4 separate regions of the Homo sapiens genome follow, and all the other regions are linked to region 1. The links are chromatin loops, found by intact Hi-C in ENCODE. Cell type or tissue: OCI-LY7. All regions are shown on one strand. Region 1 overlaps XYLT1 (xylosyltransferase 1). Region 2 overlaps XYLT1 (xylosyltransferase 1). Region 3 overlaps XYLT1 (xylosyltransferase 1). Region 4 overlaps XYLT1 (xylosyltransferase 1).

Region 1 (8,000 bases):
CACGAGCAGTGTTCTCAAGCTGGATCTCCTGAATTTGATCAAATTCTAGCTCCAACACTGTGCAGCTGTGTGACTTTGGGCACATGGCATAACCTCTCTGAGCCCAGGTCCCTCATCTGTAAATAGAGGCTAATAGGAGTCCATTCCTTAAGGGCAGTTGTCAGAATTAAGTGAGTAAAATATGTCAGTGCCTGGCACATGCTGTATGTTGGTGTTGATGGTAACAACCATTATTATGAGTTCTACAGCTAGTAAAAATAATAGTATTCATCATCTTGAGAAATTCCGCCAGCTGGCTTAAAAGTGTGTGGCTGGAGAGAATGAAACACGTGTACTACACGGTAACTTTGTTTTATTCACAAGTTTTGTGGCTGTAGAATTGTCTGAAGCCTCAGTTTCCTCATCTATAAAATGGGGCCAGCATTATCTTCCCCACAGAGTTGGTGTGAGCATTCAAAAAGCAGCCTCTCAAGCCTAGGTTGAGGCACATAGTAGGTGCCTGATGAACGTCAGTGGCCCGAGCACTGTAGACGCTGATTACTGGTTTCTCAGACGCCACAACTTGGGATGCCAGAGCTTTTGCTTGGGATCTGAGAAGCTGGACTGTGAATATGGATTCCAACAACAGCCCTTCAGAGAGCATTCTGCTTCTCTGTGATTTAAAACGAAACAAAACAAAAAATAATATTGGATGATCCAAGGTGCTGGTTTTATATGGCAGCTAATGAGATAGCAGGGCAAGTAACTGGAGAATGTATTGCTAACAGGCACAATAAATATAGCTATGATTATATATTAGCAGCCCTCAAATGGCCCATAATGCAGTGAGTACATGTGAGGTCAAGAACGTGTTAGAAAACAGATGTTTGTTGTTAGTCCTTATAGACCACACTTTTTAAAAGAAATACGTATTTGATGATTTATTATGATCAGACATTGTTGTAAGTGCTTTACAGATATTCGGTGAATCCTAATAACAGGCCTGGGAAGTAGGTATATGTCATTATTATTATTCCTACTTCGCATATGAGGAAACTGAGGCACCAAGATCTCAAGTAATTTGCTCAAGTTCAAACGGAAAATAATTGAGCCGGCATTTGTACACAGAGACTCTGATACAAGTTTCCATGTTCTTAGCCACTATTCTATGCTGAAGTCACACGGAAGAAGATAATGAATGGAAACGGATAATTGAATGCAAAATACCCACTTTCTCTTAAAAATGGGCCAGACCAGCTGTCCTTGGTCCTGAATTCGACAGGCCTTACCATTAATGGAACTTGTTCTTGAACATTAGCATTGGGAGAGTTGTAGTCCTCACACTGATGGAAGCTATCTAATGTATTCTGTCTGCCATTGACACTGTGCCCCTCTAACACCCTTTCCCCTAAACTGATTTTCTTTTACCATGTTGGAATGTGAGTAGTTTACTGTACCTGCTGAAAGCAAGGTCTTAATTAGCCTTAATTTTTGAAGTCTGCAGCTGTAAAATGTGTTGAAAAGATTGAAAAGATTAGTGCACTAGTAATAAGATAATTGTCCCTGAGAAATGCTGTTAGCATGTAAACACAGTTAGCATGTGAAATCAGAACAACTGTAATATTTCCCTCGTTTGGTGTTTAAAGATGCTCCTGCGTGAATAATTATAACTAAATGCAAAGTGCAGAGATGGGATGCTGCATGTTTTTCCTGTTATTCTTTCCTGCTTCTATCCCAGCTCAGAAGTAAAACTCTTAGTGGAATCTTGTCTGAAGCTAGCCTCCCCTCCCCCACAGCCATTTGAAATTAGTACCAAGAATGGGGCAACTTAGAACAGAGGGAATTCCAAAATTAGGGATACTCAGCAAACAAAATCTACAGATCCCATAGCAACTTTTTTTGGGGGGGTGTTGAATGAAAGAGACCACACATGCATACCTGTATGTGCATGTGGATGCTCACATATGTGTGTGTACACACATGCATATTCACACACATACACTCTCTCTTTCTTTCTCTCTGTCTCTTAATAAACAGAGCTGGAGAAAACTAGCCATGGCTATACACAGCAGAAGCAGATGTGATAAACCTCATTTTACCTTTTTAGACCTAGAAAGGTTGCAGTAAAATATGCTGCACCTGCCACCACATGAGGTCCTTCCTTCCTTCTGTGGAGTTTTTGCATCCTTTGATAAGTTGGAACATACTTCAATTTTATGAAATTAGTACGTATAGTACCTTCCTAACAGACCATAGCTCATCAGATATGCTACATATCCTATAAAGACTAACCTTTCTGCTTCCTCATCTCAGACATTAGCCAATCAGTAGGTTGAGCTTGTCTCCTTCTGCTGTGTCATTTATACCCCAAACTCTTCTTTATAGGGAGGACTTGCCTTGACTTACAGTCAGGAAAACATCCTACAGCTCAGAAGTTGGCTGAGTTCTCAGCATACATCTCTCAGATTCCACCTATAACATGAATTGGGTTTCCGTTGATTTTGGTTCAGCAAGAATTTACCAAGTGCTTTCTATGTGGCAGTCTTAGGACTTCATTAAGCATAAAAACAAAGAAGATAGTCCCTGGTCCTGGGGAAGTGGGACAAGTTGTCAAAAGTATGTAGCAGGGGCTGATGAGAAGACAGGACTCTCACCCCTATCCATGGGAGTCAACTTTGCTCTCTGCCTTGTATTCCTGGGTGTGCATTCATAGGTGCTTCTTGAGTTAAATTATTCTTGGACTTTGCAGCCACGTTACTTTACAACCTGTCTATGGTTCATATCCCGTCCTTCTCTCTAACCTCAGGTCCTCCAGCTGAAAGTGCTGGGCTTAGCTTAGGATCCACTAAACCAGAGATTACAAACACCAATGCCCACAGCAGCCACACTGGCAGCCGTAAGTGAAGGACATGTGTCTGGGGCGGGGACTGTGGCAAGCAGGAGGGCCTGTGACCCTTCTAAGGGAGATAGCTGCTTTCCAGTGCCAGAAAGGCAGTGCCTTAGGAAAATGCTGGATTTGTGTAGCTAGGTCTTCTGATTTTTCCAAAAAATGCCAGAACTTTGCAGTTTTATGGGAAACCTCCTGAATGTGAAGTATTGGCATCCTATGTAGGTTTTTGTTGTTCTTTTTAAAACATTGTGCAGGCTGAACAAACTATGCCTGAGCTGAATACTGCTTGTAGATTCCAGTTTCTGTTGGCCACCTCTGCAGTCAGCCCATGAAGATCGTGTTCTCAAAGTGCTGGCTAAACAGAGGCCACTGCTGAGTCACTAGGGTTGCTTCCCACCACTTCATGAACGTGTTCAGTGTGAGACCACACACTTTACCTTGCATCTTGTTTCTCCAGCTCTTTCTCATCCTGCCCTCCCCGCAGATGTCTCAATGAAGTCCCTGGGAAAGTAACACTTACTCTCCTGAATACAGCCTACAGTTCCACCAAGCGTGGCATGCATGTGAGCGAGGGTCCCCCAACCCCGCCCCACTGCAGAAGGCGTAGAAATGAAAGCGGATCGTTGTAAGCTTTGGATCCGCCAAATGGGACTTAGCACAGCGTCGTCTCCTGCGTGTTGATTATCAACTTGCTTGGGGGATCTCAGGCTCTTGCCTGACCTTGGCATGAGGTCTGGCAAATTTGGCTTTCTGGGTGTAGAATTGATCGTTTCAGAAACAAAGCCATTGAGACAGAGTTAAGGAGAGTCCTCTATTCACGGATGAAAGGAGCTCATTGTATAAAATTGGTGTGACCTGGACCCCCTTCCTCTGGCCCCCTCCTGTTGTTCCCTTCCCCCACAGCTGGGGCTTTGTAAGGGTCTCGCAGGATGTTCTATCCCAGGCCATACTTTCTTCCCATCTTCCTGTCTCTGAGGCTGCCCCGAACAGAAGGAGAGCTGGGCTTGGAGCCCCTTTGCACGTTTTTGGCTCCTCGGGCCAACTCTGTTGTCGTGGGTGATGAGAGCACTTCCTTCCGAGAGAGCTAGGAGAAAAACAGCCAGGCTGTTCACAGGCAGCTGCCCAAGGCGGCTGTGCAGGAAGAGAAAACAGTGGGTGCTAAGAACCTCTTCCTGTTCTGCCTTCTGCACGGGCACCTCCCTTCTGGGTCACGGCCCTGAAAAGTCAAGACTGTTGAGCTAGAGGAAGATGGTCCTGTGTGTATTAACCTCAGTGCTCAACTTCCTGATGGATTATTTGAGTTTTTCTGTTTCTGCTGTGAAGTCACGGGATCCCGAATTTTTCTTCTTGAGGTTGGCGGGTGAGGGTTGGAGTCATGTTCATGGGGTAACATGGTACCTTCCTTTGTGGGGGAGGGGTAAGGTATGGTGGTGAACAGATAGGAAGGTCATAAACTTAGATGCTTTCAGGGCTCAGCCCAGGTGGGCAGGGTGGGGTTGTGGCAAACAGAAGGGGATGTGCCTGCCTTAAGTGGACCTGCCTACCCAGTGGGTCAGATCTTTCCACATTTCACGAAAAGCCACAAATCAGAATATCATGATTTCACCCTAAATTTTAAATGCTGGCACCTAATTTTAAAAAAAGTATTGTTCAAAAATTAGCCAGGCTTAGTAGCATGTGCCTGTAATCCCAGCTCCTCAGGAGTCTGAGGCAGGAGAATCGCTTGAACCCGGGAGGTGGAGGTTGCAGTGAGCCGAGATCACGCCACTGCACTCTAGCTTGCGTGACAAGCAAAACTCCATCTAAAAAAAAAAAAAAAAAAAGAAGTATTTTTGTGCACCATGCAGATCACACCATACCACATCCAAGCATTTTGGTTACCTTTTTTTCTTTTTTTTTTTAAACCTCTCTGAAGATATTAAGGTTAAATGGGCCTGGCTCTGTGGCTTTCAACCAAGTCTTTGAAACTCTCTGAGCCTCAGTTTCCTCCTATATAAATTAGGAACAGTACTACAGGGTATTCATAATCCAGGAACAAGGAAATACTTAATGTCATCAAGAGAAAAAGCAAACTGGGCACACTGACTCTTGCCTGCAATTCCAGCAATTCGGGAGGCCAAGGCAGTAGGATCACTTGAGACCAGGAGTTCAAGACCAGCCTGGGCAACATAGGAAGACCCCATCTCTACAAAAAATGAAATATTAGCCAGGCGTGGTGGCACAGGCCTGTAGTCCCAGCTACTTGGGAGGGTGAGGTGGAAGGATTGCTTGAGCCCAGAAGTTCAAGGCTGTGGTGAGCCATGATTACATCACTGCACTCCAATCTGGGCAGCAGAGCAAGACCCTGTCGTTTTTTTTTTTTAAAGTAAAAACCAAAAAAAAAAAAAAAATCTATCTATCCAGTCTTTATGGCCTTCTGGGAACAGCCACTTCATGAGGATAGAATGTGGGTTTATTGAAGTAATGCTCATAAATGGTGAATTATGGTATCTCATAAGGACTTAACCAATGATAGCGGTCTACTGGGCGCTGTCATCAAGGCTGTCATCTTCATTGTCACTATCGTTTCATTAAGAAATATTAGAGGAGGTTGAGGGGACAGGCTGCAGGCAGAGTCCCTCCCCTGCTGAAGCTTTCTGACTCCATCCTGACTCTAAATGTAGAAGGCCCATCCGTCCCCTGCAGGGCCACCTTCCAGCCAGGTGTTCTCATCGTCTCTCTTCTGTCCTAGGAAGGCAGCTCTACATCCCGAGCTGTAGCCTGGGACTGCAAAGCTCTCCACTCCCCACCTCCTGGGATCGTTTTTTCCGCCCCCCGTGGTTTGTGTCGGCAGTTCTGTGTGTGGCCTCTTGGAGTCATTCCAGACGCGAAGCACTGCTGAATCACAGTTTTCCTGTATCTTCGACAATAGATGTCCTGGTCAGAGGCTCTTGTGAAGGAGCAAAAGAGGAGGAAGTGAAGAAAAGCAGGGAGGGATGTGCATAGAAATTTATTTTGGCAAAATGGGATGAACTCCAGATTTGGTATCAAAAAACTGACATTCTACACTGAATTTTAATCCAAACTGTGTGTGGCCCTTAGGAAATAGGCCTTTCCTCCTGGATCTCCCATGCCTCACCAAACAGTGATGGGTTTGATTCAGGTCAGGGACGGACATCTAGGGAAACTGGAATCTATTAATAATATCTGCTCCTCGGGCCGTATTGAGAATTTGAGGCCAGGTGGACTGCTTAGTAACAGCTGCCTCGGGCAACTTATTGTGAATTCGCTGCATAACTGGTCTGCACCTCTAAGTGCTTTTCTTGAACTCACGATTTTGGATTCTGGAGCTCAAATATGAACTATTTTCCTGTGGAACAGAGATCTCACCCAGCAGTCCCAGAAGTCACATAGTATCATTGGAACTCCAGACAATGTCTGTGGGACACTTGGCAGTATTGGTTCCAGTTGGGCCACCTGCCATCTTGGTGACCACAGCAAGTGGGTGCAAAATTGATAGGTGCTGCGGCCTGTGCCTGGGAAAAGCTAATTATCGGGATGAATTATAGATGTGGCGTGTGTTCCCAGCTCCAGGAGGATGTGTGTTCAAACACAGCCTGGGTGGCCACCTTTAGAAAGATTTGCGGCATGGTGGGATTTAGCCAGCACTTCCTGTCTGGGCCATGTCGGGTAACGGCTGCCTTCTTGGCACGTGGCAGGTCTTGTTTATGGTCTGAGATGCCTCTGAGCTGTGAAAAGCAAAACACTGTAAAGTGTCGCCAATTGTCTTCTAAGAGGAACTAACATTGGTGGCCCACCCACTCTGTCAGGACTGAGCCGGGCTCTGGTAGAACATCTCAGTCAGTGCTCCACAATGAGTGTGAGAGGATCATGGTGATGATTATTACCATTAACCACTGGAAAAAGCAAAGTAGTCGACCTGAAGACTCGCAGCAAGGAAATGAGAACATCTAGTATGAGGAGCATCTGATCCAATTCAGTGCTCCTTATGGCTTCTTAGTGCCAGATGCTGATAGAACCAGGAACTGTGGTTTAATGATTCCAGTTCAAGATGTGGTTGTACCACTGGGAAGCAGGGTAGCTTAGTGGTCCAAAAGGATGCCCTGTTTCAAATCCTGGCTTCACCACCCACTAATGAATGAGTTTGAAAAAATTACTTCTCCTTTGAGCCTCAATTACACCATCTGTAAAATGGGGCTTTTGGTGCCTGCCTCCTGGAGTTCTTGTAAGGTTGGTTTGTTTGTTTGTTTGTTTGTTTTAAGACACGGTCCCAGTCTGTCACCCAGGCTGGAGTGCAGTGGCACTATCTTGGCTCACTGCAGCCTCTGCCGCCAGGGTTCAAGCTGTTCTCGTGCCTCAGCCTCCTGGGTAGCTGGGACTACAGGTATGCACCAACACGCCCAGCTAAGTTTTATATTTTTAGTAGAGATGGGGTTTCACCATATTGGTCAGGCCAGTCTCGACCTCCTGACCGCAAGTGATCCGTCAGCCTTGGCCTCCACGGATTACAGGCTTGAGCCACAACACCCAGACAGTTGTAAGAATTAAATAAGATAATATTTACAAACCCCTTACAGTAATACCTGGCATTCAGTGTGAGAACAATGTTAGCTGGTATTTTGATTATTGTCAATATTGACTAGCTATGTGACCTTAGGCAATTTGCATTAATATGGGGGTGATAAATTCTGTTGCTTGCAGTAGCCAGGCCAGCTACTCAGTCTGGAGCTGTTTTCTTGCAAGAATACACATCCAGTGTTGCTAAATCTTCTGTTCTTAAAGGAGACGTGAGAAATCTAGATTTGCATGTGAAGTATCCTGGTTTTAAAACATTGGCAATGAATGATTTCAAGTATTTCATCAAGGCTGCAGGCCAAAAAAAAAAAAAAAAAGCAAACCAGCTTGAAGCATCCACAGGCCACCAGTTGGGCATTCTTGTCTTAACACTCTGTAGCTCAAGCCTCTAATCTTTTCAGGTAGGTTTCTTCAAAACCTTGTAATTCTAAGATGGTAATTCTGTGTACTTTTTAAAGAATTACAAAACCTCTTGAGGCACACACAGAACAAAGTATTAAATACAGGAGTTTAGATTTTTGATAACCATTTGTGCTCAAGGATACACATACCAAGC
Region 2 (8,000 bases), 93 kb before region 1:
AATGGGGTTTCTGTATTATCCGACGCCTTTGAAATGTTGATTTTTCGGCAGAAATTCCTCATGCTTCACATTACTCAGATAACTCAGGACTCTTTTAGACATCAGCAGTGACTTTGAAAGATCGGTTCACTGGCTTTAGATCACCTCTGCTTCTAACAGCCTTGGAGGTATAGCTTTTCTTCCTATCCAGATGTTCTGAGACCACAGAAAACAGGGTATGTTATTGATGGTTCGTTTTTTTTTTCACACTTTCAATGGAGTTTTGTTTTGTTTGAGCGACGCATTACACTTTGTATACAGAAATATGCATCATTGAATAATATTTATCTTACTGCAAATGTTGCCATCTGTTTATCATGGAAAGTGTTAAAATAGATAAATAAAAGTAGAAATAATATACGTAGGTATAGATATGTTTGTAATATGAATTCTAATATATCTATGTATTCACTTTCCTTCCGGTCTTTTCATACTTTAGACGTTCTCTTCAGTTTATCAATTCATTTTTTAAAAATCTTCCAGAAGGGTGGGTGGTCAAAGGCTTGCTATTTTTCACCTAGGAAGCCAGCCATGGCGTAAGTTCTTATTTACTGGTGACTGTTCAAGTTTGATTCATGGTTTTAATAGAAGAGGAAATTTGGTGGCTTGAGTTAAAGCAGAGATTTGACATCATCGCGTCATTGTGTATGTGTGTGTGTATCCTCAGAAAGCAAAGATATCCTTAGGCATATCTCTGACATAAGAGTCTGCCCCCCACACCCCGCTCCAGAGCTGTTTATGATCCATAAGGTCATAAATCCATCTATATGAGTGTTTCAGTGCAGAAGAACTTAACACACACACCTGTTGGACTGCACAGGTGAGGTTGAGAGTCTCTATCTTTTGACCAGTGCTACCTTAAGAGCTGCCACTTATGATCTCTCTCTTTCCTTTTCCTTTGCATTTCCCCATTTCTGCGGACCCAGATCCCCATCTACCAGAAACAAAGAGAAAATGCCTTGGGGAAAATAAAAAATAACTAAAAAACAAACTCGATCTTAACAAAACCTGCATTCTAAGGAAGGGGTGTGGGAACAGGAGAAAACGTCCCAACAAGTATGTGCGAGGCCCCGGCACCAATGAAAGAGGCCTCTGTTGAGTACCCTCAGGCCTGACATACCTGGGTTCACCTCCTGGCTCGGCCCTTTCTCATGCCCCTAATCTTGGGCAAGTCACTGTAATTTCGGTCCTCTGTGAATCTGAGCTACCTCATAGGGCTGTATGAGGATGAAATGTAGCAATATATGTGAACTCATGTGGGCCTGTTCCTTAATCAGTGTTCAAAAATGAGCTGTTCTTAAAAGGAAATTCTTGGTATGTTTGAAAATAAGGAATTTCTTGCAGTTATTCATTTTCCCGTACAGTGTAGGGTGCGAGTAAATCCAAGGCAGTAGAATGAATATAGCTGTTTCTGTGTGAGCAGGACGGAATGTGGTAGAGGAAGGAGTACTGACATTTATTGAGTGCCTGCTGTATGTCAGGTGTCATTTAGGTATTTTGCATACGTTAGGTTATTAAATGCTCACCCCCCCCCCCCCCAAAAAAAAACACAAAAAATTTCCAGGAAGGAAGACGGTATTACACAACTGATAAAAAGTTAAAACTAAGGACACCCAACTAGAAATCGCTGGTCTTATGATGGCTTGTTATGTGGCAGGAATAATGGAGGGATTTGTAAATGTTACCTTACTGTCTTACTGATTTCTCCCAACTTTGTGGGATAAGACTTTTGCTGTCCCCAGGAGGAAACTGAAGCTCAAAGAAGTGAAGCTGCTTGCTCATGAAGTTCACAGAGCTGGGGAGTAGCAGAACTGAGATCCAAACCCAGGCCTGCCCCTTTCCAAAGATGCCACCTTTCCGAGTTGCGTTCCTTTTGCATGGTTTGTTGAAAAACCCTAAATGCAACCATGCATTCCCAAAAATCTTTTTTTTTTTTTTTTTTTTTTTTTTTTGAGACAGCATCTTGCTCTGTCACCCAGGCTGGAGGGCAGTGGCGTGATCTCGGCTCACTGCAACCTCCGCCTCCTAGGTTCAAGCAATTCTTGTGCCTCAGCCTCCTGAGTAGCTGGGATTACAGGCGTGCACCACCACGCCTGGCTAATTTTTGTATTTTAGTAGAGACAGGGTTTCACCATGTTGGCCAGGCTGCTCTCGAACTCCTGGCCTCGTGATCCGCCCGCCTCGGCCTCCCAAAATGCTGGGACTACAGGCCTGAGCCACTTTGCCCAGCCCCAAAAATCTTTATTCTACTTTTCTCACTTCTTGTTGCAGATTCCTAAAAAGTTACCAACCCTAGAAAAGAAGCAGACATGCAATTTATATTGAATCAGACCCCTAACTCATGATGCAAATACAAGGGTAGTAATAATGATAATAATAATAATAATGACTGCATGGCAGTTATGATGTGTTAGGTGGTTTTAAAAATGGATATATAATAGTTTGACATATTTTGGGGTACATGTGATATTTTGATAGGTTCATATAATGTGTAATGATTAACTTAAAGTAATTGGGATATTCATTACCGCCAACATTTATCTTTACTTTTTTGTCAGAGACACTGAAATTCTTCTCTTCTAGCTCCTTTTTTTTTTTTTTTTTTTGAGACAGTTTTGCTCTGTTGCCCGGCCTGGAGTGCAGTGGCACAATCTTGACTCACTGCTACCTCCGCCTCTCAGGTTCAAGCAATTCTCCTGCCTCAGCCTCCTGATTAGCTGGGATTACAGGCACCCGCCACCACACCTGGCTAATTCTGTTTGTATTTTTAGTAGAGATGAGGTTTTGCCGTGTTGGCCAGGCTGGTCTTAAACTCCTGGCCTCAGGTGATCTGCCTGCCTTGGCCTCCCAAAGTGCTGGGATTATAGATGTGAGCCACTGTGCCCGGGTCTTCTAGCTATTTTGAAATATACAATAGATTATTGTTAATGATAATCACCCTACTGGACTACCAAACACTAGAGCTTATTCCTTCTATCTAACTGGATTTTTATCCTTCCAATCAACATCTTCCTCCCTACTCCCCTAATCACCTATCTACTCTCTATCTTCTTGTCATCTACTTTTTTTAGCTCCTACATAGGAGTGAGAACATGTGATATTTGTCTCTAAGTGCCTGGCTTATTTCAGTTAGTATGATGGCCTCCGGTTTATTCATGTTGCTGCAAATGACAGGATTTCACTTTTTAACAGCTGGCTAATATTCCACTGTGTGTGTTTACCACATTTTCTTTATCCATTCATCCACCGATGGGCACTTAACTTGATTTCATATCTTGGCTATTGTGAAGAATGTTGCAGTAAGCATGGGAGTGCAGATAGCTCTTGGATTTATTGATTTCCTTTCCTTTGGATAATTAATCCTTTCCTGTGTAGACACAGTAGTGGGATTGCCAGATCATATGGTAGTTCTGTTTTTAGCTTGTGAAGAACCTTCATACTCTTCTCCATAGTGGCTGTACTAATTTACATTCCCACCAACAGTGTATGAGTGTTCCATTTTCTCACATCCTCACCAGCGTCTGTTATTTTTTGTCTTCTTGATAAAAGCCCTTTCAGGTGGGGTGAGATGATATCTCACTGTGCTTTTGACTCACAGTTCCCTGGTGATTAGTGATGCTGTGCATTTTTTTATATATCCATTGGCCATTCGTATGTCTTCTTTTGAGAAATATCTGTTCAGCTCTTTTGCCTGTTTAAAAAATTGGACTACTTGTTTTTTTGCTGTTGAGTTGTTTGAGTTCTTTATATATTTTGGTTATTAATCCCTTGTCAGATGGGTAGTTTGCAAATATTTTCTTCCATTTTGTAGATTATTTAATTTGTTGATTGTTTGCCGTGCAGAAGCTTTGTAGCTTGATGTGATCCCGTTTGTCTATTTTTGCTTTTGTTGCCTGTGCTTTTGTGGTCTTACCCAAAAAAAATTCTTGCTCAGCGTCCTGAAGTGTCTCCCCAATGTTTTTTTCTCTAGTCGTCTCATAGTCTCGGGTCTTAGATTTAAGTCTTTAATCTATTTTGATTTGGTTTTTGTGTATGGTGAGTGATGGGGCCTAGTTTCATTCTTAAGTTTATCCATAGGTAATGGCTATCCCGTTTTTCCAGCACTACTTATCGAAGACTTTCCTTTCCCCAGCCTTTGTCAAAAATGAGTTGATATTAAAGTGTGGGTTTATTTCTGCGTTCTCTATTCTGTTTGCCAGGCACTGTTCTAAACCCTCTTTGTGCATGAACTCATTTAATCCTTCAAGCTGTGTACTATTATATTTTCAACAGTCAAGAATGGAAGTTGAAATTGGCTAGAGAGAGGAGTCTTGAATTCAGCTCTCTCTAACCAAGGGAGAAGCGGAGGAGGGGGCAAGAGGATATTGTTCAGGGTTCTTTGGCCGGGGACAATGGCCTTTCTTTCAACCACAACAGACTTCCTGCTGCTCCATTCCTTCAGACCGCTCTGTGGTTGGCCCACTGAGGAGCCCGCCACTTGTACCTGAGAGCCTGGGTCTGCAGCACACTGGAGAGTTACCTCAATAAACATGCAGTGCGGATCATCTTGCGGACACTTCCTTCCGCCTGCAACAGAAACTACCCGTTTGCCCGCAGATGCTCATCAGATGGTGCCCATGTGCTCTCTGGGTTCGGTTGCCCCCTTCCCGATTGGAAGCCAGAGGCATCACAAAGAAGATGGGTGTGGGGTGGGGTGTCACCTTAGCCCTGAACCTGGACACTGGCATTATTAGTGTCAGGAACTGCAAACCCAGACACCCTGCCAGATGAGGAAGGGGTGGGACCCATTCTCAAGCTTTGTGTGTGTGGACGAGGGTGTCTCATCTTTCAGGGCCACCTAGGGGCAATGAATGGATTTGTCCTGTCCCAGGCCTAGTTTGTCCCAGCCAGGTGACTACTGCTTATCTGGACATCTAATCCAGGCTAATGTGTCAGTGGATGCTAATGAGGTAATGTGGTAAGAGGCATTTGTTTCTCCTCCCAGGGCACGCTTTGCCATAATTTTTGGCCACAAGATGTGTGGTTTCAGTTTAAGATGAGTTTGTGGGGCAGAGAGGTTGATGCAAATGTTCCCTACCCAGGAGGCACAAACATTGCAACTATGGTGATGATGAGGTGCATTTATCGAATGCACCAAACACTGTGGAAGGACTAAAAAGACATGCTTTTATTGAATTCTTATAACATCTGGCAAGTTAAGAGCTATTATTTTCATTTCTGTTTTACTGATTGAAATAATGAAAACTAAGGCAATAAGTTGGATGAAAATTAAGCAGATGTGAAGTGTCCAAACTAGAAATTGAAGTTGGGTGGTGTCTCCAAAGGCTGTGTTCTCAGTCTACCCAGTTCAGAGTCAGTAAGTCCGTTGACTCTAGCCCCTCATTCTCCCCCTGCCTCCATCTATTTATGCATGCATTTGTCCACCCATCCATCCATCCATCCATCCATCAGTCCATTCATCTATTTGTCTAAGCATCCATCCATCCATCTATCCGTCCATTCATCCATCCTCTGTCCATTCATCCATCCATCTGTCCATCCATTTACCCATCGATCCATTCATCCACCTATCTACCCATCCTCCACTCCTGCAGTTAGAAGGTACCAGTCCCTGTGTCCAGCACTGGAACCACCTTGGTGAACAGGACCAATGTGCCTCCTGCCCTCCAGGAGGACCAGTCTAGCAGGCAAGAGTTAGAGCCCGTGCTGATAAGTGGCCGATCTCTAGGGAGATCACTCTCACATCCTAGCCTGGTTCATTGCCTATACCCTTTCCCATGGTGACCTCTTGAACACACAAGGGAGGTGTCCTCTGGGAAGGTCAGGGCAAGGAGTAAGTAGTATGATTCAGAGCCCTGGGAGCCCTGAGGTCTCTGCCATCCCAGAACTGTCCATGAGGCCTGGGCTGCTCTGCTCATGGGGCCCAAGCTCTTCTTCTTGTAGCTCATGAAACAACCCTGGAAATGATCCAGGGGAGCAGATGGGCAGATGCTGTGGGGCCTGGGAGGCAGGTCGTGTGATGTTGAGGAAGAAGACAGTGGTCTGACATCATCGGTGGTATGGCACTTTGCCTCTCTGGAGCTCAGTCTCCTTGTCTGAAGCACAGGGGCCATGATGGCACCTACCTGGCAGGGCTTGATGGTGAGGCACAGCTCTGGGTCATGGTCAGTGCTCTGCTCTGCCACCTGATGCAGCCACATCGTAGGAGATGTTTGCTAGAGCCAGGAGGACTTTCAAATCCATGGCCCGTGGGTGGGTTTGATTTTGTCCACACGGTGTGTTAGAATAAATAGGCCCTGGAATTTAAAGATTAGGATATGCCGTGAGACAGCGTAGATTTTTGGAATTCTTTTAAAAGTCATAAGATCCGGCAATACAGGGTCCACGGTGCTTGCTTGGTGTTAAACAGCCAAGCTGAGGAATGGTGATACTGCAGACCCACTGGGTCCCTAAGAGTCCCCCTAAGATCTCTCCTGTCACCTGTGGCACCTGGCTGGCCCCTCTTGGCTGTTGAGTTTGCAGCCCATTTGGAAGACCTCCGTGTTCACTATGAAGACATAAAAATGAGCATCTGTGGTTACCCTATTCCCATGTGGCTTATTCACTGCACTTATTTGCCTCTCACTGCCTGTGCCTTGCCCTGGCATGATGGAGTCTCCCTCCCCGCCTAGCTGGTGGTGGAGACCCAGAATATGCAAATTCTTATAAGCATGAGGCCATCCTGAAGGCAAATGTCCCCGACAGAAATAGAATCATGCATTCCGCAATTTGATAAACCTGTTTCCCCTCTGCAGGGAGTGTGAGTGACAGCCTCCTTTGAGTCATCTGCCCCTCACTCTGTGTTTCCCGTGACCTTGTCCCCCAATAACACGCATTGGGAAGTTGGGAGTCTTTAGAGACAAGGGGGAGGTGGAAAAGTAGAACATTCCTGAGCACCTTGGCTTGGTCCCAGCGCTGTCAGGGACGGACCGTGACTTTCATCTCTGTGTCTTTTTGGCACTTCATCAGATGATGCTAATAAGCCTGCCTCCCTCCCTGGGTTGTGAGGATTAAATTTGATAAACAGATGAGAAAGTGCTTTGAAGCTCAGAAAGCCCCATGTGAATGGAAGACGGGGCTCATGTCTTCAAGCAGCACAATGTGGGAGTGTTCAGACGGGGTTGTCTGCGTTCCTTCCTCACAGCGTCTTGTAACCCGTGGGGGACAGGGAGAGAATGAATGAGTGAAATCCACTGGAAATTTCCCACCTACTCATCCATTCATTCATCAGATACTGGTTGGGGTCTGCTGTGTGCCAGGCCTTATGCACAGCAGGGGGAAAGACAGATGTGACCCTGCCCTCATGCTCTTTATGGTTTGGGGGCAGGATGACCTCCCAATAAAAACAAACAAGAACATTGCAAAAAATCAGATTGTTACAAATGCAGCGAAGGAAACCATTAGGGAGCTGAACGAAAAGAAAGAGCTGTGGATAAGCATTTGTTTTGGATGGGTGGATTTATTTTACTTATTCAGGGGTAAGGATTTATTTTGGATCATGCCTTTTGCCATAGTAGTCCTAAACGAGCCCCAGGAATCCAAAATATGGTATAGACACCAATCGTGATGCACCAGTGGTTGGAGGTGCTACAAGGGCAGATATTCTGTAAAAACTCTTTATAAAAAGTTACTATTCGTATCTGTACAACATTTATTCACTTCTTAAATTTATTTGTTAATTTATTGAGACAGGGACTCCTTACGTCACCCCGGCTAGAATGCAGTGGTTTGATCTCAGCTCACTGCAACCTTGACCTCGCAGGCTCAAGCAGTCCTCCCACCTCAGCCCCCTGAGTAGGTGGGACTACAGGTGCGTGCCACCATGCCCGGCTAATTTTTGTATTTTTTGAAGAGGTGGGGTTTTGCTATGTTGCCCAGGCTGGTCTGGAACTCCTGGGATCAAGTGATCCTCCCACCTCAGC
Region 3 (8,000 bases), 68 kb after region 1:
TCCCCACCACGGCGGTGTCAGGGGAAGGGGAATCTGAACACAGGACTGACTGTTTCTAACATGTGTGGGCTCTTTTCATGTGGAAATAAAGTTCTCCGGAAGTCAGAGTCTGGGGTTTGCCGGGTCCTTATAGTTACAAATGCTTAGTCGAGCAATACTTCGTCTGTTTAATGCTGTTAAGAAAGAAGGTATTCACGTCTATAATCCCAGCACTTTGGGAGGCGGTGGTGGAGGGATCATGAGGTCAGGAGATCGAGACCACCCTGGCCAACATGGTGAAACCCTGTCTCTACTAAAAATACAAAAGTTAGCTGGGCGTGGTGGTGCATGCCTGTAATCCTAGCTACTCGGGAGGCTGAGGCAGAAGAATCGCTTGAACCCAGGAGGCGGAGGTTTCAGTGAGCCGAGATCGCACCACTGCACTCCAGCCTGGGTGACAGAGTGAGACTCCATCTCAAAAAAAAAAAAAAAAGAAGAAGAAGAAGGTATTCTGTATTATATGTAAATATTAAGAAAACTAAAGCTGCACACACATACACACAAACTCCATTCTGCTGTTCGCTCTTATCCAGAGGACATTTTGTTTTGGAAACTAGATAGGGAAAGTAGTGAGATTAGTTACTGTAGTCTTAGGCTCACATTGGACACATGAACTGGAATCTAAGTTGGAGAATGACTCCCATCCTGTCCTGGGTGGTCAAGACAAGGGGGCATCCTGATTTGGGGAACTGGGATGGCTTTGCAGTCAGCACTTTGCTGAACCTCTGTCGCCTCCTTTGTACAATAGGGAGATGATGCAGGCTCATCATCAGGAGTTAGTGAAATTAAACATGACCCCCGGCCCACAGTGGGCACCCTGCGGCACTGAGTGGTGCTATAAACATGCAAGGACTTCCAGATCATTCCTGTGCCATCTGGAAGCTGTCACCCTTTCTTTCTGGGCCTACAGCTGCAATCTTGGTGAGTTTGCCAAGAAACTTAGCATTGAAATGTCATAGGGTAGTGTTAAATTTTACTATCCAAACCCAAGGCCTCATCTGTGCCAAGTTGGGGGATATACAAATGAATAGATATATTTATCTTGAATGCTTTGAGAGTATTCAGAGAAAATAGGTTACCTTCCCAAGCAGCCTTACTCACCGTGGGCAAAGAAGTAACTGGTAGTGGTTTAACTGGTCCAGCAACTTTGGTCAGAGCCTGTTTGGTTCCCATGACTTTTTGTGGGAAAAAAAAAATCTTAACTGTGGATTTACCAGGTTGTTGACATATGACGCTTTTGGACGTAGGCTTACAGCAGGTTGAGGGCCAAGAAAACATGTCAGCTATTTCAAAGGAGCTGAGCTTGAAGAACTAGCTGAAATAAAACATGTTACAATCACTTTAACACCCTCCCCTGCGCGGTCCAAATGGTCCAAATCCCTGCAGCATTTTTTCGCAGCATGCTTATACCATCCACATACAGCATTTCTGTGACTGGAGGACAGTATTGTGTTGGCAACAGCTTTGGGGAGGAAGGAGGGGGAAAAAAAGACACACTGACAGAGATAGTCATCTTTGCACCTGCCCTTACCTGTGCCTGAAGCCAGAATTCCAGCACATCTGCTCCTCACCTGCCTCTGGTCTTTGATCAAAGGTCATTTTGGGAGGAATGCTATCCCAGCCATTGCTCTGAAAATTGCAAACTGCTGCTCTCCTCTGTTCCTCTGATCTACTTTTTTTTCCCTTCACCACGATGGTTATTACCAACTGACAGACTTTAAGGTGTTACTGCCTTCTTACCTTCCAACATAAGCATAAATTATGCCTTCTTACCTTCCAACGTTAGCATAAATTGATGTCTTATGAACTATCATATATATCTGCATGCACCTGTACACACACACACACACACGCACATGTATATACACACATGCATTGCTCACATATGTATTTTGTTCCTGTATCTTGTGTGTCTGCCACATCATTTGCTCTTAACAAATACAAATTAATAAATCATATGTACACAGTGTTTATAAGATAAGCCTCAGTTCCAGAAATGTCAAAATGATGGGAAAAAAAATCTTCATCTGAAAAATCAGGAGAATGTGGTCAAATGCCTGGATTGTCTAGATTGAGGTCCCATTGATCAACTAATCATACCTGTTTCTAGAATCAGAGTGAAAAGGCTGAATGTGTTTTAAAGACAGACATGTGGCGTGAAATGATTCCTCCTCTTACTCCCAGCCATTGTAATATCATTAGTAATGAAAATGTAAAAGGATTGTAGGTGTCTGTGTTCTGGGCTTATTTCTTAGAGCTTTTCCTAGAACCCTCACAATGGCCCTCTTATGCCAGTTTTATGGCAGAGAAAACTGGGGACTCACGGGGGCATCAACATGTCTCTTTGTTTATTGGAAACATTTTTATATGCTCACAAATAATATGCAACAGCAACAGTAATAGCAGCTAAAGCAGAAGTGTGCAAACTGTCTGTAGAGGACCAGATAGATTAGTAAATATCTGAGCCTTTGCTGGCCACATGGGCTCTGTCACCGCTAAGCAGTTCTGCCAGCGTGGCTGTACAGTAGCTGTAGATAATATGCAAATGAACGGGAGTGGTTGTGTACCAATAAAACTTTGGTTCGCAAAAGAGGATTGCAGGCCAGATTTGGTCTTAAAGCTGTAGTTTGCCAACCCCTGAACTAAATATGATTTCCATGAGGGCAGGAACCACGTCATTATTTTTTACATCATTGTATCTCATGCAGGGAGCCCAATTCTTTGCACATGGTAGTTCTTGAATGAATGAATGAGTAAACCAAGGAATCAGTGAGTGGTCTGTCTTTCAAGATCCATCACGACTGAAGCTCCAGTCCTCCCCTTTCCTTTCCCATGTACTCCCCTTCCCTACCCATACTGCCAACCCTACCCCAGCTTATCCCCTTGCATTAAGCTCACGGTCACATGTGTGCTCACTTGCTAGCTCTCTCTCGCTTTCTCTTTTCTCTCCCCCTCACCCATTCTAGACCCAAGGTCAACCCCTTCCTTCCCTAGTCTTCCTCAAAAGCCTTGGGGGATTGAGTAACCCGTTATTGTGCCAGTGGTGGCTTTTTTCTGGAACCTTTTGAAGTTCTGTGGTTTGTTGATTCATCTCTTTACACCCATCCCTCTTTCAGGAAGGGTTTATGGCAGTCTGCATGGGTGTACTAAACAAAATAAGACTGCAAAAATTAAAACTGAGACAAAGAAAGGAAACACAACCATAGGACCATCATACCTTGGAGCTGGAATAGGTATTAACACCTACACCATGGTGGGGAACTGGAGATTTGACAAAGAGCTTTCTGGCTGCCATCAAGGAAAACAAATCTGTCCCTTCCACTGCCCTGTATCCAAATAATTGACACAGGCCATTGCTCATGGCAGGTGGATCTGTTCTCAGTGCTCAGTTCAGATGGAAATTTCTCCAGAGGGCCTCACAAGAGGAGGAAGAGGAAGGACCAGCAGGCTTTGCAGCTTGCTAACAGCAGACAGGATGAGGTATTCATGGCTGTCTGCTACGACGGTGTCCCCTGGTCTAGACTCGACATCTTATGCTGATACTCAGCAGAGTAAGGACACATCCTGGTACCTGGGCCTGGGTTGACCTCGACATGTATTTTTTTATTATTATTATTATTAGTAGTAGTAGTAGTAGTAGTATTTTGAGATCGAGTCTTGCTCTGTCACCCAGGCTGGAGTGCAGTGGCACAATCTTGGCTCACTGCAACATCCACCTGGTGGGTTCAAGCAATTCTCCCATCTTAGCCTCCTGAGTAGCTAGGGTGTATGCCACCACGCCTGGCTAATTTTTGCATTTTTAGTAGAGATGGGGTTTCACCATGTTGGCCAGATTGGTCTTGAACTTCTGACCTCAAATGATCCGCCCACCTTGGCCTCCCAAAGTGCTGAGATTACAGGCATGAGCCACTGTGCCGAGCCCTGACATGTATTTTAGGGAAGCTACCAGAACAAACAGACCATGTGGTCTCCAAGCACCACTGGAGCATAAAGAGGAAGCTCTTAGTCTGAGAGAGAGACCAGGTGAAAATTCCAGCTCAGATGCTGACCTCTGGCCTAGTCTTTCCACTTTTGTAAACCTCCGAGTCTTCATCTAAGAAGTGAGAGTTGATATTAGCATTCGCCACCTGTTGTTGCGGTGGAGTCTGATGAAACGCCTTCGCACTGTGGCCTTTGCATCTATTATTGTATTTAAACTTGGCAGCGACATTGCAAGGTAAATGTCACCCCATCTGCTTCACGCTGTTCTGAGTACTTTAGCTCAGTATTACTCAAGCATTACTTTCTTTCATTATCACCCTCCCAAGAAGAAAAATTTAATTTAATATAAATTCTCCCTTGTGAGAGAAATTAAATACTGTGGGAAAAGATTTTATCAGATAGGGTTGAGCTTTGGGGGACGGCTGACCATTGCAATATCTAAGACTATTATTATTATTTTGAGACAGAGTTGTGTTGTGTTGCCCAGGCTGGAGTACAGTGGTGCAATCTTGGCTCAGTGCAACCACTGCCTCCTGAGTTCAAGGGATTTTCGTGCCTCAGCTTCCTGAGTAGCTGGGATTATAGGCGCCCGCCACCATGCCTGGCTAATTTTATATTTGTAGTAGAGACAGAGTTTCACCATGTTGGCCAGGCTGGTCTCAAACTCCCAACCTCAACTAATCCACCCGCCTCAGCCTCCCGAAGTGCTGGGATTATAAGTATGAGCCACTGTGCCCAGCCTAAGATTTTTTTTTTCTCACACACATATACTCCCCCAAATTTTGCTTGCTTGGTGGGGGTGACAGTCATCCCTATTGAGAATATGTGCTTTAGATATACAAACTAACTCCTATTAAAGCTCTAGTTGAGAGAGAAAGGAACGGAGGCCCAGAGAGGTAAAGTAACATACCCAGAGTTGCACAGCTAATGAGAAAGGATCTGAATTGTCTTATGGATTGCTCTAGACGGTGCTTAAAGCACAGTCTAACTTATAGCAGCAAACTGTACGTGTTATTTTGTGTCTTGCTTTTGTCGCTTACCTATCTAGCTCATCGATTGTTCTGGTTCAGTATATATATCATGGCCCCCATTCTTTTTAATAGCTGCATTAGGCTGGGCGCGGTGGTTCACATCTGTAACTCCAGCACTTTGGGAGGCTAAGGTGGGCAGTCATCTGAGCCCAGGAGTTCCAGACCAGCGTGGCCAAGGTGGTGATGAAACCCCGTCACTACTAAAAACATGAAAATTAGCCAGGTATGGTGGCAGGTGCCTGTAACCCCAGCCACTCGGGAGGCTAAGGCAGGAGAATCACTTGAACCCAGGAGGCAGCAGTTTCAGTGAGCCGAGATCGTGCCGCTGCACTCCAGACTGGGTAACAGAACAAGACTCCATCTCAAAAAAAAAAAAAAAAAAAAAAGAAAGAATGAAAGAAAGAAATAGCTGCATTATTTTGCATTTGCATTCACATAGCATGGTTTATTTAACCATACCACAACTGCTGAGGCTGAAGTGGTTTCTAGTCTTTGGCAATTAAAAACTCGCCATAGCAATCCTCCCTACACGCATATCATTTTGCTTAAATGCAAGTTAAATGTGAAGGTTACATGCCTAGAAATGAAGTCTGTGCACACTTCTTAAAAGATAGCATTTTGTCAGAGGCACAAAAATATCTCCACAAAGCTAAGATTCTTACGGAGCCATCCAAGGTCAGTTTTCACCATGTTCTTAACAGCTAAGCCACTCTTTTGACCCCCAAATTCCTCCCGACCTGGTTATTGATTTAGCTGTGGGCTCCCCACCCCCGCCACCTTTTATGCCTTTGGTCACCAGATTATCCTCTTGTCATCTGGTATTTCCCTACCAGGCTTCCCACAGTTTATTTTTGAACTTCAGTTCTCATCTCATTAACAGAAAGCCTAGGCGGCCAGATTCCATTCCTGCTGCCGGGGTCAGTGCTTTGAAAAAGGGTCGTTAATAAAGCAGCATCATAGCTTATCCTGGGTCCTTCATGTCCACCAGGATGGGGGAAAAGCAGAATCCTTCCTGTGTCCCTCGTCTTTCTGAAACTTTTCTCTAAGAACTCGAACCAGTCTCATTCTGCAGACCTTCCTGGGCCTTCATTATATAAGAGCTATGTTCTGGCAGTTAGGGAAATCTAGCATGAGTGGCCCCCATTCAATTCTGCAGGGGACAAAAAGCCTCTCTTCTCCTAAAGCTTGCTGGTAAGTCTCTATGGCAGAGTCAAGGCTAAATCAACTCCCACATATGGCGACCTCAGCTAGAGAAGCGAGGTGGAAGGGACGCTAGCAATTCAGAGGGTGTCTTTAGCCCCTGTGCAGCAGCGTCGTCTGTAATTAAAGCTGGCTGCACTATTAATATCATCTGAGTAATTAAACTCAATGGTGTTTGGCAATAGTTTGTTCTGGAAGTTCCTTGAGGAAGAGCGGGTTAACGGGATGGAGAGGGCTGCATGGTATTTTGTGCAAATGGAATCTTTTGGCCTCCTTTATCTGGTCCTGAAGCCTGCTGGGGCTTACTGCCACCCCCTCTTCATTCTGTTATTTCCCCCAATTCACATTTGCTGATGAAACATGGTGGCCAGGTTGATAAAGGCATGGAGCTGGATGCTCTGGTGGTGGTGGGTTAACCACGTGCATTTCCCGTCTGCCTTAAGTGCAGTAGGTGCCCAGAAATGGATTTAATGCATCCAGGCATTCATTCCACAAATATTTACCCAATGCCTGTCATGTGCCAGGGTTTGTGCATACTGAAGGGACATAAAAAAGTAGCTTGCGTTCTAGTTGGAAGATTTAGACAATAGGCAAATACATAATATTATATATAAATAGAATATATTCAGACAATAAGCAAATATATATTATACATATTAATAATAGACATTGTAGATTATAATTATAATCTTTAATAGCCCAGAGAGTGATACGTGGCCTGAGGAGCAACATAATTAGAGGAATGGGGAATGCCTATGGGGCAGGGGGTGGTGGCTCTCATAGGGCGTGTCCTCTGACAAGTTGCTTGAGGAGTGAACCATGAGGATATCCAGACGGATATTTTTCCTGGCCTGGAGAACAGCAAGTGCAAAGGCCCTGAGGCAAGTGACAGCATTTGCATTAGGAAGCAGCAGCTGACGGTCTATGAAGAGCAGCACAGGAGGTCAGAGCTGAAGGACCTTCAGTGGAGCCCCTTCCCTGCCGGGTGAAGACTGAGGCCAGAGAGGGGAGAGCTGACTGTCCCAACTCAATCTCGCACAGCAGCAGGTAGACCAGTTTTTCAGGACTCCCACCTCCCATCCTTACGCTTCACAGAGACTTTAAGGGACCTCAGAGCAGCAGGAAAGGTGCTAAGCAACCCGGTTCAACTCTGCAGTCCTCCACTCAATAGCAGTGTGGTATAAATGACGTCAGCTCCTTGAGCCTCATCTTCCTCATCTGTAAAATGGGAACAGTGAGGGCACTCGCCACCAGGCGTGCTGTGAAGATGAGATGAGATCTCCTGGGCTCTGCGTGTGGCATGGGGTGGCTGTGCAGGGAACGTTAGTTATGGGCCAAGGTTTTTTGGTCCTGCAACTGGACACACTATACCTCCAGCCCATTCCCTCGCCCCCACTAGATGTGACACCATCCGTCTCCTCATGGCTGTCACCTGACGGAACCGATTTTACACTCATTTTGACTTGTTTTGTAAGGGAGGGTCTGGTTTTCTCTTGGAGACAAAAATTTTGGCAAGTGAGACCTTACAGGATGTGCTCCAGTTTCCTCATCTGTAGAATGGAGCCGTGATAGCTCTTAACACTGGCTCCCTCGGCAGGAATAATTTTTTTTTTTTTTTTGAGACGGAGTCTCGCTCGTCGCCCAGGCTGGAGTGCAGTGGCGCGATCTCGGCTCACTGCAAGCTCCACCTCCCGGGTTCACGCCATTCTCCTGCCTCAGCCTCCCGAGTAGCTGGGACTACAGGCACAC
Region 4 (8,000 bases), 88 kb after region 1:
TGAGCCTGGTTCAAATTCCAGTCCTACCAATTACTAGTGCCGGGACCTTGAGCAAATGTCCTAGCCTTTTTGAGTCTAAGTATGTTTGGAGTAATAATAGATCCTCTATGACAGGTTTATTGTGAGGGTCAGAGAAGATCATGAAAGTTAGTGATTAGCAGAGAGGCACGTGGGCCCAGACCCCCATTGTGTTAGCTGCTGTTTATGTTGATATTGGCATAACACAGTCTCTCTCTGTCTCTCTGTCTCTCTCTCTTTCTCTCTCTCTCTCACTCACTCACACACACATGGACACACACACACACACACACACACACACACACACACACACACACAGAGATACACCAGGTTTGGGGCTAGACCCTTGGGGGTTATAAACTTGAATAAGTTCTGCTCCTCAGAAGGACACATTTTTAGGGGGCTATACCATGTTAACAAGCAATTCAGGTGGAAAGTTCTGTAGTGGAGTTGGTAAAAGTGTTCTGTAGGCATAGAGGAGGAGGAGAAAGTCTGGTGAAGGAGACAGAGGCAGGGGTCATTTGAATGCAAGCCAGGGTGAGGGGTGAAGGGCCTGGCATTCCTGGCTGAAACATCAGCAGAAAGCAGGGCCCCCGGGCATGATGGTGAAATTTGCAGCCAGGCCTAAATGCTGATTCTTGGTCTGGGCACATGCACAGTGCCCATTGTCCCACAACCTTTGGTTCTGAGACAGTCATGGGGCAGGAAGGATCAAAGCCCTAGATCAGGTGGGAAATGCCAGAGTCATTAATTCTGCTACCAGATCTCTCCAGAATAATGCTGGAGATCCCCTGAGAGCAGATCGAGAAGCATCTAGCGCAAGTTCCCAGGGCTTCCGGGATGCTTTAAATTACACACTTTATCCTGGTTTACCAGACTCATTTGAATTCTGATTTAAAGCCATTTGCTGGTGTGAGATCATCACTACCATGGGGTCCTGGGTGATTCTAGTCACCCAAGCTTGCAGCCAGAAACTTCTAAGTAAATTCCCATCACTTGTGCATTTTCCCTCATCCCTCCCCAGCAACACCCCGGAGAGAAGAGGCTGGAGCAGCACCCAGGCAATGCATTCTGATCTCAGTCTGGACTTGGCCAGGGCTGCATCCACCTTTGTTTCTGCCCCTGCTTCCTCTCTCTGCATCTGTGAGCAGTGGGTGAGTGGGCTCTTCCAGGATCCATCAGTCAGATCTGGCATGCTCTCCTGCTTAAGCCCCCAGTGGCTCCCCAGTGCACTTAGAATGAGATACGGACTTCTCTCCTCTCTGTGTACCCAGGTTCAGCCCCATCTTGCTTTCCTGTGCTGTATGAGTCTATTCTCCATATCACAGCCCCATCTTCCTCTTCCTGCTGCTAGACTGGTCCTAGACCATTTCTGCCTTGAGAGCTTTGCTTTTTAAATTTTTAATTTTTAGAGACAGAGTCTCACTCCGTCACTCAGGCTGTAGTGTAGTGGTGTAGTCGTAGCTCACTGCAGCCTCGAACTCCTGGGCTCAAGTGATCCCCCTGCCTCAGCCTCTCAAGTAGCTGGGACTACAGGTGCACAGCACCATCCCCAGCTGTGAGAGTTTTGCTTTTACCATTCCTGCTGCCTGGTACCTTTTGCCCGGTATGTGTTTGGAGAAGCTCCATCTTACCATTGGGCCACCCAAATGCTACCTCCTCAGAGAGTTCCTACCTGACCCCATCTGAAATGCCATCCGCTGCCTCTCTCCTGTCTTATCTTTCTTTAAAGTACTCATCCCCAGGTCATATCATATTGGACAACTATTATTTCTCTATTATCTCTCCCCCTGTAGAATGTAAGTTCCATTAGGGCAGGAGCTGAATCTGTTTTGTTCACTACTGAGCACCTAGCACAATGTATGTTGCCTAGAAGGTGCTCCAGTGTTAGTGGGATGAATGAATGAATGAGAAATAGAAGTAATAATAAAAAAATAGTAGCTGCTCCTCAGTAAGTGTTTGCTAAGTACCGGTTGCTGTGCTGAACACTTAACCTGCATTTCTTAACATTTGATCTTCGCAACAGGACTGTTGAGGGAGGAAGGTGCTATTTCTTTCCATTTAATAGATGAAGAAACTGAGGCTTAGAAATGTCAGAAGTAACTTGCCCAAGGTCACGTGGATTTTAAGGGATAATGCTGAGGTTTAGCTCAGAACTCAACCTCTGCTCTATGTTGAGCTGGAACTGTGAGGACCAGGGGACCTTCCCTCTGTGTTTATTCTCTGACTGGGCGGGTGTATAGTGGTAGTGCGGATAACAGTATCACAGCTGGATACTTAGAAAGAAGATGAAGTTGGTGAGACTATATGAGAGTCCTAATTCATGGTTGTCAAATGGAAATATCGTTGAAGAAATACTGTTCACAGACGTCACCATCACACCCCGCCCCTATGTGATAATAGTGATGGGGCTGGATGTCCCAAGACACGTGAAGTATCCTAAGACAGAAGACAGGGTTCTGCAGTGGCCCTGCTGCCCTTGATTAAGGAAATGAGTTGTGGTTGCGTTGGAAGTCCCAAGGAGCAAAGCCGTTGGAGCCCTTTATACATTTCAAATTGGGTCTTTCATTGTTGTCATTTCAAAGGCAAAATCTGAAAATTCTACTTAGTTGTTATTACTGAGTGGGAAGGACGCTGAGGCAGGATTTCAAAGACTCTAGAATGTCAAGTGAGAATCTCACTGTCATGGCAGGCGAGGAGTGTGTGCGTGTGTGCCTATGTGTGCACATGCGTGTGTGTGTACACAAAGACCTGGACTTTGCTGTGTTTGGCATCTTTCTTCACATTCTGCACCCTTCCTCTGGGATGTGAAGAGACGGCTGGCCAGCTTCCCTTTGTGTCTTTTTGAGTGACTGTGACTGCCCCCGGCCTTCAGAGTTTGAGCTCCTGACAGATATTAAAGAACAATTCACTTATTACAGCTAAACAGAAGAGCATATGGAAAAAGCAAACTGTATTAACATCTGCTGCCTGGGCTCCATCTGCTCCCGTTGGCTTGGCTTTGCCTCCAGACGTGCCAGTCTGTCAGTTTTCCAGGGCTAGCTCCTTCTTCCTTCCAAGCGAGGACGGGATGTGCCCCTTCATTTCCATCCACTCGTGCTGGATGACTGGGAATTTCTTAGGCGTTCTGGAAATGTGGGTCTATGCATGCAATATGTGAAGTTTGGAGGTGATGAGCCCTGGATTTTATGCTCTGAACGAGCTGCTTACTAGCTGTGTGACTTGGGGGGGGTGACTTATTGCTGTGTGTCAGTTTCATTGTCTGTGAAATGGGGTTAGCAATAGTAGCTATATCTAAGGATCCTTGCAAGGATGAAATAGTGTAATGCAGGTTAATCCCTTACAACAGTGGCATATAGTAAGTATGCAGTAAATATTCTTGCTTTCAATAAAAATATTCATACACACACCCCATCCTGTGTTACAACTGTTTTCCACAATTTTACACTTCGTCCCTAAAATAGCTCACTGGACTCCATATACAACCAGGTCTTGCAGCCCCTGGGAGGTTCTCATTTTCACAGTTACACCATGAAAGACCCAGCTCCTTCTCTCCTTAAAGAAAACCAAGCTGGGGGTTCCCAGTGCATCAATTAATGGCAGAAATGCCGGTGCCCTTCCTAGAACTGGGCCAACTCAGGGCAAGCCAGCCTTGTCTGCATTTAGCCTGCAGCCTCACCCTCCCACCTGAGCCGATTTTTGCCTCCAGCTAGCAAGGCAAACCAAATGTTGTTATTTTAGTATGTGGTCACCTGTCGGAAATAATTTCTAAAAATGCTTTTCCTCTTTCTCCCCCTGCTCACTTGCTCCCTGAAGCAGCCACATCTTTAGAGCAAATAGACAGCTGTCAGCACCCCCGCCATTCAAAAGGGCATTGTAGTACAGTTGTTCGTGGCTACTTACTGGCCAGGGGGTAGGGAAGTCGGGGGCTGGGGTGAGGGTCTTCAGTAAGGTATTTTATTCCCTGTGCCTCAGTTTCTCCATTTTAGAAATAGGAGTGCTGACTGTGTTTGCCCCCTAGGGCTGCCATGAAGTTTAAAAGGACTAGACCATGCAGGGTGCTTAGAACAGTTCCTAGCATACAGTCAGTGCTGCACTTAGTACTACCATCATTATTTGGAGGTAGAAAGTGGAGTTGCCTGGAGAGCTCTGGCCGGGAAGACAGCCAGATTAAGGCTGGGTGAGGGGAATTATAGCTCACCCTGGATCTCTTCATCCATCCCCATTCTGGGAGACTGAGAGAGAAGGGAGGGGAGTGACATTCCCCTGTAATGGAATCTCAGGTATGGCCCATAGAACCATAGAACCCTACAGCATCCATGTGATAAGGGACCAGAGGGACTGACCCAGGTCCATGTGTTTCCAAGAAGTGTTTGTGGCCCACGGTGGCACCCAAGATGATTTGCGGGGATTCTGTGGATATTAAATAACTTTGAATCATCCAGGGAGGAAATGATTGCCTTTCCAGTGCTCCTGCAATCTCTTGGATTAAACCAATGAGAAAGTCTCAGCACGGTGCTGATGTCCTTAACACCTTGCCAACACTTACACATTTCCCTGTGCAACAGACAAAGGACTCTCTGGGTTCAGAGCCTTAGCCAGGCAACTTGGTCTAGCCAGGGTTCCATAGCATTGTTCCTTTTTCCTTTTGTTTGAATTTTAGGAATCATGACCATCATTTTTTTTAACAACATAAATGTTTATGTTTAAATGTGAGCCAAGTAAAATTATCCAGTGAAGGGAGGAAGTGTTAGGAAGTACTGCCCTCACCCAGCACACTCAGTTTACAGATGGTGGGAGCAGGGTCCACAGAGTACCATGGAGCCAAGCAGTGTCACAACCCCGGGTGTGGCCAGGCAACGGAGCTCTGATGCCTGCCTCCAGCTCTGGTACCTGTCCTTCCACCACTCCCCTGGATGCTGCATGGAGCCAAGCAGAGTCACAACCCCGGGCGTGACCGGGCACTGGGGCTCTGATGCCTGCCTCCAGCTCTAGTACCTGTCCTTCAGCCGCTCCCCTGGATGCTGCAGGCCAGCCTATCAGATGCTTCCTTCACCTGGCCTCTGAGCAGGAGTGACCTTGATTCACAGCAGGTACCCAAAGCTGAAAGAGGGGCCAAATCCAGTTGCTTACCCCTCGCTGTCTGGGGGCTTTTAGAAATCGTGATTCCCAGGCCCAGCCCCAACCCACTAAACCAGTATCTCCCGTGTGGGCACCTGGGCATCTGCATTTTGTGAAGGCTCCCAGATTAGTCCAATGGGAAGGCAAGGCTGAGAATTGGTGAACTAAATGCTGTCATTCCTTCTGCATCATGTTACCTGAGGGAAGAAGAATTGAGAAGAGAGAAAATAAAAGGAGAGAGGAGATGGGGGTAGAAATGCTAATATTGAATGACACAAGCAAACGCAAAGGAGATATTTACAGCACGGTGCCCTTTTGTCAAACTTACAGATACACAAAATAACACTATACATTGTATGTGAACACATACGTATTAACTAAAAATATAAATACATGAATGTGAAGGATAGAAGTGTCCTCTGGGTTGGGAGATGGTGGTTGAAAGCTGGGAGGAACTTCCCAGTTGTCTCTGCAAAGTCTAATTTCTTTAAATAATTGAATAAAACATAACAAAATTGGTACATGGAAGGGCACTGTATTATTTTTCTGTACATTTTAATACATTTTGAATTATTTCATAAATCTAGATTGTATTGGAATTTTTTATATCTGACACATATTTGTATTAGGAAAATATTGAAGTATGTTTCAGAAAATAAGACAAAATCTGACCACCTCCATTCTTCAGAAGATGAATAGCTTTTTATTTATTTATTTATTTTGACACAGAGTGTTGCTCTGTCACCCAGGCTGGAGTGCAGTGGCACGATCTTGGCTCACTGCAACCTCTTCCTCCTGGGTTCAAGCGATTCACCCACCTCAGCCTCCCGAGTATCTGGGATTACAGGTGCTGCCGCCATGCCTGGATAATTTTTGTAGCTTTATTAGAGACGAGGTTTCGCCATGTTGTCCAGGCTGGTCTCAAACTCCTGACCTCAAGTCATCTGCCTGCCTTGGCCTCCCAAAATGCTGGGATTATAGGCATGAGCCACCACGCCCAGCCTGGATAGCTTTTTAGATATCCCTGACCATGGGCAGGATGTTGATTGCAGAATGATGGAGAGGTGGTTGAGAGAGGGGAGAGGGACAAACAGAGGGACAGAAAGAGGACAGACCTAGAGGAGGAGACAGGCTGACATCCCTGGAGGTCTGCATCTTGCTGAGGTCCTCGGCAGTGCCACGGAAGATTGTGCTGGGCAGAGGGCGGGGTGCCCAAGGTGTCCTCTGCCTGACTGCTTGAGGACTTGCAGGGTCCTGTTGTCCCCTAACTGCTGCTGTGGCCACATTTTGCCTTGGCTGTAATTAATATGCAGAGGAGGAGGCCTAGCCTGACTCTCGTGGTCTTCTTTGGCCATCTTGACAGAAGCCATCAATGACCCAGAGATGGATGAAGCCAGATGCTGAAGAAGCTGACCCCTCAGCCCACTCTCTGCACCAATAGTTAGCCCACAGTGTATCCAAAATGACACACTTGTTGAAGACGCCCTCGATAAATTGTCAGCCAATTTTCTAGGTGTTTCACTGCTAAGAAGGGCAGCTCACTTCCAGCCTGGGACTTGAAGGGGCTGTGTTGGAGAGGGAATATTAGCTTGGCTCCCAGGTCTGGTGCTATGGCTTAAATCCCTGATCTGTGTGGCCTTAAGGAAGTGTCTTCACCTCTCTGAGCCTCTGTTTACTCAAATGTTGAAAAAGGACATACTACTATTAATGATCATACTAGTAACAGCTACAATTTGTGTTCCAGGCCTTGTCCTAAGTGTTTTCCCAACATTGACTTAATTCTCATTTCAACTCCATGAGCTGGCTACAGCTGGGAAACCTGCCCAAGGTCACACAGCTTCAAAACGGCACGGCTAAGTTGAGAACCCAGGTAGTCTGGCTTTAGCATTCATGCTCCTGATCACAGAGCCGCGCTGCCTCTTGAGAGGGCTGTGAAGAGGATTAAATTTAAAAAGGCACAGGAAATGCTGTCCCAGTAGCAACGCTGAAAGGTGCATTAGGGAGGGAGAGACTGTATCATGAAATCCTTGAATGCCTGGTGTCACCCAGGATTCTCCTGGTCTCAGGAGGTGTGTAGAGGTAATAGGCAAATTTCGCTTCTCTTCCTAAAGCCCAACCAGGAAGGAAATGTTCACAGTCAGCCTTGGTTGCCCATTCTAAGTTTGGACACTTGCAGAGCTCAGGAGGATCTTCCCTGTGCATAGATGAGGCTGTAAAGTGAAGAGTACAAGCTTCAGAATCAGACCTAGGATGGATCCCAGCCTTGCCCCTTGCTTCCTGGGCGACTTTGCCTGAGTCATGTAACCCCCTTTCTGTGCCACAGTTTACTTTTCTATCTCATCGGATAATATCTCCACCAAAGATAAATGGGAGGATGAAACAAGAGAATCGTGCAAAATCTTGGGTAAACAGTAGATGCTGTTATATGGAGCTTGTCTCTGATGGGATGATGTGAAGCCAACAGATGATGAAGTGGAGCTCCATGAAGCTCCACTTTTCCCTTGAAGCTGGGAAAGTTAGCAGAAAGTTGCATGATGGCAATGACTTTGATTTAGTAGACAGTGTGGAAATCCCAGTCTCGCCTTGTCAAACTCCTCTGAAGTGAAAAGCCTTAATGGGAATACCCCTTAAAGGAAGAGGTAGTGACCCACCCACCTGCGGCAATGAAGAAGAACTTCTCGGAGATGCGTCCTGACTGTCCAAAGGGAAGCAGCCCGGCTTCAGTATCAAGGTGCAGCTGCCGGCTTGCTCTCTGCAAATTTCACAGAAAGAGCCATCTAGTGGCCTGAACAACTGCGGTCCACCGGGTCTCTTGGAACCACCTTGTGTTGGGTGTTTCATGGGTCCTTTGAGGACTAAAG

Evidence for each region. Peaks named below come from ENCODE experiments on the same cell type or tissue, not always from the same donor. Only the 100,000 strongest peaks of a DNase experiment are listed, where the experiment ranks them.
Region 2: it touches region 1 in a loop (5-fold over the local background); 23 of 110 quality-filtered maps call a loop at or near these places.
Region 3: a loop joins it to region 1, with 5 times the contacts of the local background. A loop is called at or near these places in 10 of 110 quality-filtered maps.
Region 4: a loop joins it to region 1, with 2.8 times the contacts of the local background. A loop is called at or near these places in 6 of 110 quality-filtered maps.

What each region holds. Positions count from the first base shown.
Region 1 is chr16:17,365,823-17,373,822 of GRCh38, reverse strand. All of the region lies in intron 1 of XYLT1 (xylosyltransferase 1), which reads left to right. Among named protein-coding and RNA genes, the nearest start is that of XYLT1, 100 kb to the left of the region's middle. RefSeq lists an enhancer at 4,148-4,237. In OCI-LY7, CTCF peaks have their summits at 1,969 and 2,175; DNase peaks (open chromatin) are centred at 1,242, 4,002, 4,282, 6,602 and 1 weaker place; H3K4me3 peaks cover 3,411 bases; H3K27ac peaks cover 5,583 bases.
Region 2 is chr16:17,459,135-17,467,134 of GRCh38, reverse strand. The region is part of intron 1 of XYLT1 (xylosyltransferase 1); the gene reads left to right. It overlaps LOC107987234 (a long non-coding RNA gene), which reads left to right. Exons shown (of 2, transcript XR_001752091.2): 2 at 52-8,000. Among named protein-coding and RNA genes, the nearest start is that of XYLT1, 7.8 kb to the left of the region's middle. RefSeq lists an enhancer at 4,961-5,010. In OCI-LY7, CTCF peaks have their summits at 4,708 and 4,911 (motif pointing left); DNase peaks (open chromatin) are centred at 4,544, 4,854, 6,724, 7,114 and 2 weaker places; H3K4me3 peaks cover 4,929 bases; H3K27ac peaks cover 5,497 bases.
Region 3 is chr16:17,297,890-17,305,889 of GRCh38, reverse strand. All of the region lies in intron 2 of XYLT1 (xylosyltransferase 1), which reads left to right. Among named protein-coding and RNA genes, the nearest start is that of XYLT1, 170 kb to the left of the region's middle. RefSeq lists a silencer at 2,407-2,476. In OCI-LY7, CTCF peaks have their summits at 605 and 812; DNase peaks (open chromatin) are centred at 2,569, 3,519 and 4,099; H3K4me3 peaks cover 4,370 bases; H3K27ac peaks cover 6,055 bases.
Region 4 is chr16:17,278,211-17,286,210 of GRCh38, reverse strand. The region is part of intron 2 of XYLT1 (xylosyltransferase 1); the gene reads left to right. Among named protein-coding and RNA genes, the nearest start is that of XYLT1, 190 kb to the left of the region's middle. In OCI-LY7, CTCF peaks have their summits at 7,750 and 7,949 (motif pointing left); DNase peaks (open chromatin) are centred at 3,760, 7,060 and 7,890; H3K4me3 peaks cover 2,340 bases; H3K27ac peaks cover 2,493 bases.